Regions from separate parts of the Homo sapiens genome. Here region 2 is linked to region 1. A link is an interaction called in ENCODE POLR2A ChIA-PET data of the cell type or tissue named here. Cell type or tissue: PC-9. All regions are shown on one strand. Each heading gives the region's core, and the rest is flanking DNA. Links, peaks and the distances in the headings are about the cores only. Region 1 overlaps FLNB (filamin B). Region 2 overlaps SLMAP (sarcolemma associated protein).

Region 1 (4,393 bases), core at 268-4,267:
CCTTGTGTGCTTTCAACCTGGAGTAAAGGGTGGCTGTGCCAGCTGCTCCCATCCCCCAGGAGTCTGACTCGTCCCTGCCTTGGCCCTGGGCAGCACTTTCCCTCCTAGCTCTTTGGCATCTGGGGTCATGGTGGGGCTGCCTGCCATCTGTCAAAATTTTTGCTGCCCTGGGTGTGGTGGTAAACCCCCGCACTATCCAACTTGGTGTCATGGAGCTGGCGACAATATTTTTACAGTGGTTAGTGCTTGGAAACTGGACTTCTGGGTTATGCCCTGTACAAACAGCATCAAAGTCGCTGGGCTAGGGTGACAGAGGAGGCTGCCAACAGGGAATTCTGTGGCTCCTGGGACAGGAATGGATATGGGAGGTTGGGGGCCAGTATTTTCGGTTCTCTTGAGGAGTTGGCGAGTATTAGTCTTTGCCCTGATGGATAGAAGGAATCTGTCTGTGTCTTGCATGAACCGTGTACTTCCCCCAGTTACTCCTTGGACACCAGCTGCCTGCTGTTCATAATTGGGCCAGATTTCTAATACTGCAGCGCTACCAAATGTCAGTTTTAGGCCATCTCTGGTGTAGCCAGGGAACGCCCAACACCTTTCCCAAAGGTAGAATTTGTGTGGGTTTTACTTCACTGAGTGACTAATGCAGATCTTTATGTTTTAATGATGGGAAGAAATTCGTCAGCCTGGGTACTTTTTCCATGTGATGGGGCAAAAATTTAAAACACTTGCACAACGGCTTTTGTTTCTCCAGCTACTAAAGGTGACTGTCATTTAGGCATTATCAGTATGATCAGCTGATGTTAACCCACTCCCCTTCTGGAGACCCGTTTCTGTTTCTGGGAAAGGTGTAGGACATGCTGGATTTGGCAAGATTGCAGGTCCCAGGCAGATGTCCGGACTTAGACTCTGGCTCTTTTTTTTTTTTCCAGACAGGGTCTCCCTCTGTCACCCAGTCTGGAGTGCAGTGGCGCGATCTCGGCTCACCACAACCTCCGCCTCCCAGGTTCAAGGGATTCTCCTGCCTCAGCCCCCTGAGTAGCTGGGATTACAGGCGTGCACCACTATGCCCAGCTAATTCTTTTTTTTTTTTTGAGATAGAGGCTCACTGTCACCCAGGTTGGAGTGCGGTGGCCCGGTCCGCCTGCCTCAGCCTCCCAAAGTGTTAGGATTACAGGTGTGAGCCACCGTGCCTGGCCTCAGCTAACTTTTGTATTTTTAGTATCAACGAGGTTTCACCATGTTGGCCAGGCTGGCTTTGAATTCCTGGCCTCAATTGATCTGCCCACCTCGGCCTCCCAAAGTGCTGGGATTACAGGCATGAGCCACCGCGCCTGGCCCAGACCCTGGCTCTTACTCCTAGGTCTACCTCTACCATCACTGGGGCCCTCGCCTGAACCTTTTGCCCCATCTATAAAATGGGAGAACTAGACTAGGTCTGTGTCCCCCAAGCTTCAATCATTTGTAAAGGAACCACCTTTACTATTTTGCCATATCCCACGGCTGTCTCTATTTCATTTTTCACTTAATATTATTTTCCCCTGCAGTTGACTCACTTGTAAAACAAATGTATTTGAAAAGGAGACTTTGTGTCACTATAATAACGGAAAAACAGCGTCACTAGGTAAATGGAAGGTAACCATAAATAAACCCCAAACAGTTATTAAATTCCAGCCAGCACTGTTGCCTGTTCACAACATGAGGCATACTCTCTTTTGGTTAAAAAGGGAAATTAGCAAGAGATGGAGAGGTGTTGAAGGTAACCTAGCACTACATTGAGCCTTTTCCTTGACCTGCTCAGGAGGATTGAGAAAGAACTAGGAGAACTGGGAAGAGAATAACGTCTTTTTGTGATGCAAAGTGCCTGAGTGTGACCAAGAGCTCAGAGTAGTAATGTATAGATGCTTTGTTTGGATACTTATGCAGCCATTACCATGTGCCAGGGGTGTAGAGGGGCTAGGAGTATAGAGGGGATTGGGACTTGTTCACTGACTTCTGGTTGCTTGTGGTCTAGTAGTGGGGAGGTGGTCATAGAATATTGAATACAAACGAAGATCGAACAGGCTGCAGGGGTTTAATAGGAAAATCACAGGACTAAATTCTGTCATGTGTACATGGGGTCTACAAATAAGAGTTGTTTAGAATTTTTTTTAATTTAAATTTCCCATGAAATATAAATCTATTTCATTCCAGAATGATTCTAGAGAAGCTCTAAATACATTAAAGTTGTGTTGGCTGGGTGCAGTGGCTCATGCCTGTAATCCCAGCACTTTGGGAGGCTGAGGCTGGAGAATCACTTGTGGCCAGGAGTTTGAGACCAGCCTGGGCAACATGGGAGACCTTATCTCTACCAAAAAAAATTTTTTTTTCTTTTCTTTTTTTTTTTTTTGAGACAAAGTTTCGCTCTTGTTGCCCAGGCTAGAGTGCAATGGCATGATCTCAGCTCACTGCAACCTCCGCCTCCCTGGTTCAAGCAATTCTCCTGCCTCAGCCTCCCAAGTAGCTGGGATTACAGGCATGTACCACCACACCCAGCTAATTTTGTATTTTTTTTAGTGGAGGTGGGATTTCACCATGTCGATCAGGCTGGTCTTGAACTCCTGACCTCAGGTGATCCACCCATCTCAGTCTCACAAAGTGTTGGGATTACAGGCGATAGCCACTGCACCTGGCCAAAAACATTTTAATAAATTAGCTGGGTATGGTGGTATGTGCCTGTAATCCTAGCTACTTGGGAGGCTGGGGCAGGAGGATCCCTTGAGCCCAGGAATTCCAAGCTGCAGTGAACTATAATCAGGTCACTGCACTGAAGCCGGAGTGACAGAGTGAGACCTTGTCTCTTAAAATAAATTTGTGTCATTGTTTGTTGTTTTTATGGTGTTATGACAATGATCCATCTTAACCCTTTATGTAGTGGTAACTAACTTTCTCTTTTCCTAAAAGCTGATTTGAGTTTTAGGTTCTCTTGGAGTCTGTGACAATTGTAAATAGATAAGATATAACAAAATGGCCTGAAATACTCTTGCAACACTCATATTTCCCCCCTCAGATTAGCATGTTCTATACTCTCTGCAAAGCAAGATATACACCAGAATTAGGCCTCTAAAAAGCCTCATACTGCTAATCTCTGGGAATGAATGGTGTTCTTTGGGATAATGGGATATGAAGCTCAGTCTGATTTTTCTGTTCTGCTGGTAGCTTAGGGCCCCCTTTCTTCTGTTGGGTTTTTTGGGAGAAGGGAAGTTGTGATTAAGAATGAGAATTCTTTTTTTTTTTTTTTGTCTCAAGAGTCTTGCTCTGTCGCCCAGGCTGGAGTGCAATGGCTCGATCTCGGCTCACTGCAGTCTTCACCTCCTGGTGTCAAGCGATTCTCCTGCCTTAGCCTCCAAGTAGCTGGGAATACAGGCACCTGCCACCATGCCTGGCTAATTTTTTGTATTTTTAGTAAAGATGGGGTTTCACCATGTTGGCCAGGCTGGTCTCGAACTACTGACCCCATGATCCCAACCCCCCCGACCTCCCCGGCCTCCCAAAGTGCTGGGATTATAGGGGGGAGCCACTGCGTCCAGCCAAGAATGAGAATTTGGGAGTCAGGCACCTCTGGGATTGAATCTGGAATTGACTGAGTGTACATGCTTTCTCTGAGGCCTCCGTCCTCACTGCTCTCATCTATAAACTGGGAATAATCATAGTTTCTATCTGAAACAGTGGGTGTGAAGATTTAACGAGCTAAATTGTAAAGTGCCTGAGACATGGGAAGAAGTCAGGATGTGCTAATGGGTAATCTTACACTTCCCCAATGGAAAGGGCCAGGTTTATATTACTCTAGGCTGGTAGTAAGCGAGGCAAAGGAGATATCAGGTTTCAGCTTTGTTAGAACATGCTAATGGCACCAGGACACTCAGAAGAGATACAGAGTTTGAGACAAATGGCACCATGAGCCCTGAGACATTGTGTATGGGGTGAATCGGATAGCAAGAATAGACTTCAAGGAGGGAAGTAGGGCAGTTAGAATCCTTTCAGCTGCAAGGAACTGAAAACTGGCTCACATAGAAGGAAAATGATTGGCTCATGTCAGCAAGCCTAGATGCAGAGCAAGTTATGGGTTTCAGGGATCCAGCATCTAAATGATGTCATCAAGAACCCAAGTTTTTTGGGTCTCTGCTCTGTTGGTTTCTTTCATCCTAAAGCTGGTTCTCCTGTGGTTTACCATAGTAGAGTTCCTGTGAGAACTCCACTCTGACCAATCAGGCCTTCCCAGAGCCAGGGATGGATGGAGTCGCTTCTTTTGAGGCCCATGGGTCCTATCTGGAGGGGATGGATCCAGACTCCTATCAGGAATCTAGGAGGGGCCGGGCACGGTGGCTCATGCCTGTAATCCCAGCACTTCATA
Region 2 (4,393 bases), core at 292-4,291, 150 kb before region 1:
GAGCAACATGGTGAATGAAACCCCATGTCTACTAAAAATACAAAAATTAGCCAGGCATGGTGGCGCGCGCCTGTAATCCCAGCTACTCAGGAGGCTGAGGCAGGAGAATCACTTGAACCCAGGAGACAGAGGTTGCAGTGAGCTGAGATAATGCCACTGTACTCCAGCCTGGATGACAGAGCGAGACTCCATCTCAAAAAAAAAAAGTTTTAAAAAAGAAGAAAGAAAGCCTTCTACTCTATCGCTCTTTGAGTTGTACCAAGTTAGATAGGTCTTTGAAGACCTGCAGTTATCATGACAGGAAAATTCTTTCTTGAGTCTCTGAAGGGGTAAAGTGAGAGGCAGAGATCTCTGATCTCACCTCGATTGTATGTATTACACTTGTGACTCCCAAAGCATTGAGGTCTCTACACCAAGTTGGAGACTCAGTGGTTACAGACTGTTTTAAACTAGATTTTTTATTTATTATTATTTTTTGAGACGGAGTCTTGCTCTGTTCGCCAGGCTGGAGCGCAGTGGTGCGATCTCGGCTCACTGCAACCTCCACCTCCTGGGTTCAAGCGATTCTCCTGCCTCAGCCTCCCGAGTAGCTGGGACTACAGGCACGTGCCACTATGCCCGGCTAATTTTTGTATTTTTAGTAGAGACAGGGTTTCACAGTGTTGGCCAGGATGGTCTCGATCTTGACCTCGTGATGCGCCCACCTCGGCCTCCCAAAGTGCTGGGATTACAGGCATGAGCTGCTGCACCCGGCCAAAATATATTTTTTCTTTATTTACAGGCCTCTAGTGATTCACAAGATTTGAAAATATAACTTTAAATAATTTCAATGGTGATAATAGCAGCTAATTAGCCAGGAGCAGTGATTAATGCCTGTAGTCTCAACCAACTGGGAGGCTGAGGCCAGAGGATCGCTTGAGCCCGGGAGTTAGAGGCTGCAGTTCACAGTGATCATGCTGTGAAAAGCCACAGTACTCCAGCCTGGTCAATGTAGCAAGATGCCATATCTTAAATAAATAAATAAATAAATAAATGCAGCTAATCATTATTTAGTACTTATAAACCAGTACTGTTCAAACTTTTTATATATATTATTTAATCCTTTTTTTAGGATGAGGAAACACTCAAATAATTTTTTCTTTTGATCCCTTTAAACATAGATGCTCAATTGATTCATTCTACAAAGATTAATTAAACATGTATGTACCAGGCATTATTTTAACTGTTGGGGTTATTAGAAGTGAGTAAGACAAAGAAGGCTTTGCCTTCATGGAGTTTACAAGCTCTTGAGGAGACAAAAAATAATAAACCAAAAAATTAATATGTTAGGAAGTGATGAGTCCACTGAAGAAAACAAAGACTGTAAGGGGATAGGGAACAATAAAGGTAGTAATGTGGCTGAACAGATATGGGACTAAGCTGAGTTGTATGTGTGTCTGGAGAAAGTGTGTGAAATAAAAACCATATGAAACCCTAAGACTGAGATTGGAGTTTTAGAAGAACTTAAACACCTTTTTAAAATAAAAGGCCAGATAGTAAATATTTTAGTCTTTGCAGGCTGTAAGGTCTCTTGGCAGCTACTCAGTTCTGCCATTATAAGGGAAATTAGCCATGGACAATATGCAAATGAATGGACCTGGCTGTGTTCTCATAAAACTTTATTTGCTAAACAGGCAGCAGGTTGGATTTGGCCCTGTGGGGGTATAGTTGACTGACCCCTGGGATAGATCTCAAGGGACCTTGTAGGCCATGATAGGAACTTCAGATTTTTTTCTAAGGGTGAGAGAGTTTGGAGCAATAAATTACAATCTTCTGATATGTGTTTATAATTTTTAAACATGTCAGTATGTAGATCTTCAACATACTAGAGAAAGACTAGAATAGCTTTCAAAGCTATTTGTGTTTATACTATTTTATTATCTGCTGTGTTCATGTAACAGGCATTTGCAAACAACTATTATGTGTCAGAAGTGTGTTGGGAATTAAATTATTAAAAAAAAAAACTTCTCTACTTTCACCAGACCCTAAATTCCTATATTTCTCTCATTTATCTTGGTAATCCACAGTGAGTGCCTGGTGCATAGTAAATATTTGAAAGAATGAGTATATTCCCTCAAGGAATTCATAGTAAGTTGGGCAAGGTAGACATAATGAATAGTTGCAATATACCTTAAGAGAGATAGGAATAGAGGCTTAGTGAGGAGAGATTCCAAACATATTTAGGAGAAAGGAAGAGAAGATAATTTCAGTTTTAGACATGGTGAGATTTAAGTCCCAGTGGTATTTCTGGGTGAAGATGTTTGGAAAGTAGTTGGACAATGGACAATAGGGTCCTGGGGCCAAAGAATGCTAGACTTAACATCAACATTTAGAAATTACTCAAGGTAGTTAAAGCCATTAAAAAATGTTGTTGTTGTTGCTGACAGAGATCTTAAAGGCTAATGCACATATTTAGATTATAATCAGAGAAAGGGAAAGGCAATAAAAGCCTAAGAAGGAAGGAATGAACAAGCACATAAAAGTAGGAGTGAGTGATATCCTAGAAGTTAAAGTAGTAGTGTTTCCAAAGGGAGGCAGTAAACTTGATTAAATACGGTGAATGGACCCATTCATAGTAAAATATTATAAAAAGCATAAGTCACAAGCACAAGAGAATGGGAGAGAAGACTACAGTGGATAATAGATGCCAACAAAATTTTGGAAAATGTGAAACATACAATTGAGTAGTAAGAGATATGGGTTTCCACTTTCTCTTTTCTGAAGGCCTGCAATGGGGTAAAGGAAACTTCAGAAAACCAAGTTAAAACTGTGGCTAAGGGGCACTTAATACCTGTCAGGTAGGGCAGGAATGCATGGTTGCTAAAAACAGGATTAAAAGTTTATATAAGGAATAATTTGAACTATTTTCTTATTTTTCTTCTTCTTTTTTCTTTTCTTTCTTTTTTTTTTTTTTTTGAGACAGGATCTCTGCTGCCTAGGCTGTAGTACAGTGGCATGATCTTGGCTCACTGCAGCCACAACCTCGCAGGTATCGATCCTCCCATCTCAGCCTCCCAAGTAGTTGAGACTAAGGGCATACGTCACCACACCCAGTTAATTTTTCTATTTTTAGTAGAGACAGGGTTTTGTCATGTTGCCCAGGCTGGTTTCGAGCTCCTGGGCTCAAGCGATCTGCCTGCCTCGGTCTCCCAATGTGCTGGGATTATAGGCGTGAGCCACCACACCAGGCTGATACTTTGTATTCTTGTCCATGCAGACAGACAAGTATCTCTTTCTTTATTCAGAAAGACTGAAGGTTTGCTCTCTGGAGGCTGAAATGGAGAGTCTGTAGACTGGGGTATTTCAGATATGTCTGAGGGGGTAGGTATGAGCATCTCACTGGGGAAAAGTGGGAGAGTTAAATGAAAGTCTCTGTACTGAATCAGAATGCTCGTCAACAGGCTTATATTCCCCAGAAAGGCAGCTGCAGGGCTCTACTCCAGAGAAACCAATCAGACAAAGAGAAACACATATTGATACTGATATTTAAACTGTCCCAAAGTGTTTAAATAACTTAAATAGCAATTTGGGAGGCCAAGGTGGGCAGATTGCTTGAGCTCAGGAGTTCGAGACCAGCTTGGGCAACATGGCGAAACCACGTCTCTACAAAAAATGCAAAGAATCAGCCGGGCATGGTGGTGTGTACCTGTAGTTCCAGCTACTTGGGAGGCTGAGGTGGGAGGATGGCTTGAGCCCAGAAGGTGGAGATTGCAGTGGGCAGAGATCACGCCACTGCACTCCAGCCTGGGTGATAGAGCCAGACCTTGTCTCAAAAAAAAATAAAATAAAAAAATAAAAGTCTCCCAACAAACTGCCATTGTGTGGCCCAGTGGGTGTAATAAGCCCTGCAAATGCATGTAAGACTTTGTCAGCTTCTTATTGCCTCACCCTTGAATATGAAGAGAAAGCCAAGATCAGACTTTTGAGGAAATTCTTTCTTGACAAAGACAGAGATCAAACCAAAAAACAAACAAAAAAACACACACAGAAAAATGTGAGTAGGGAAGAAATAGGAAAAAGGTAAGAAGCAGAAATTTTTTTTTTTTTTTTTTGAAACGGAGTTTCGCTCTTGTTGCCCAGGCTGGAGTGCAATGGCACAGTCTCGGCTCACCACAACCTCCACCACCCAGGTTCAAGCAATTCTCCTGCCTCAGCCTCCTGAGTAGCTGGGATTATAGGCACCCACCACCACGCCCGGCTAAATTTGTATTTTTAGTAGAGACAAGGTTTCTCCATGTTGGTCAGTCTGGTCTCGAACTCCCGACCTCAGGTGATGCCCGCCTTGGCCTCCCAAAGTGCTGAGATTACAGGCGTGAGCCACTGCACCCAGCCAGCTTGTTTGTTGTTGTTGTTG

What was found. ChIA-PET counts read pairs that join two places held together with the same protein. Peaks named below come from ENCODE experiments on the same cell type or tissue, not always from the same donor. Only the 100,000 strongest peaks of a DNase experiment are listed, where the experiment ranks them.
Region 2: POLR2A ChIA-PET joins it to region 1 with 6 read pairs; 3 of 35 experiments call an interaction of 5 or more read pairs at or near these places.

The regions. Positions count from the first base shown.
Region 1 is chr3:58,026,242-58,030,634 of GRCh38, forward strand. The region is part of intron 1 of FLNB (filamin B); the gene reads left to right. Among named protein-coding and RNA genes, the nearest start is that of FLNB, 20 kb to the left of the region's middle. In PC-9, for the core only: no CTCF peak of the experiment used is centred there; no DNase peak of the experiment used is centred there; H3K27ac peaks cover 729 bases.
Region 2 is chr3:57,880,999-57,885,391 of GRCh38, forward strand. The region is part of intron 14 of SLMAP (sarcolemma associated protein); the gene reads left to right. Among named protein-coding and RNA genes, the nearest start is that of FLNB, 130 kb to the right of the region's middle. In PC-9, for the core only: no CTCF peak of the experiment used is centred there; no DNase peak of the experiment used is centred there; H3K27ac peaks cover 482 bases.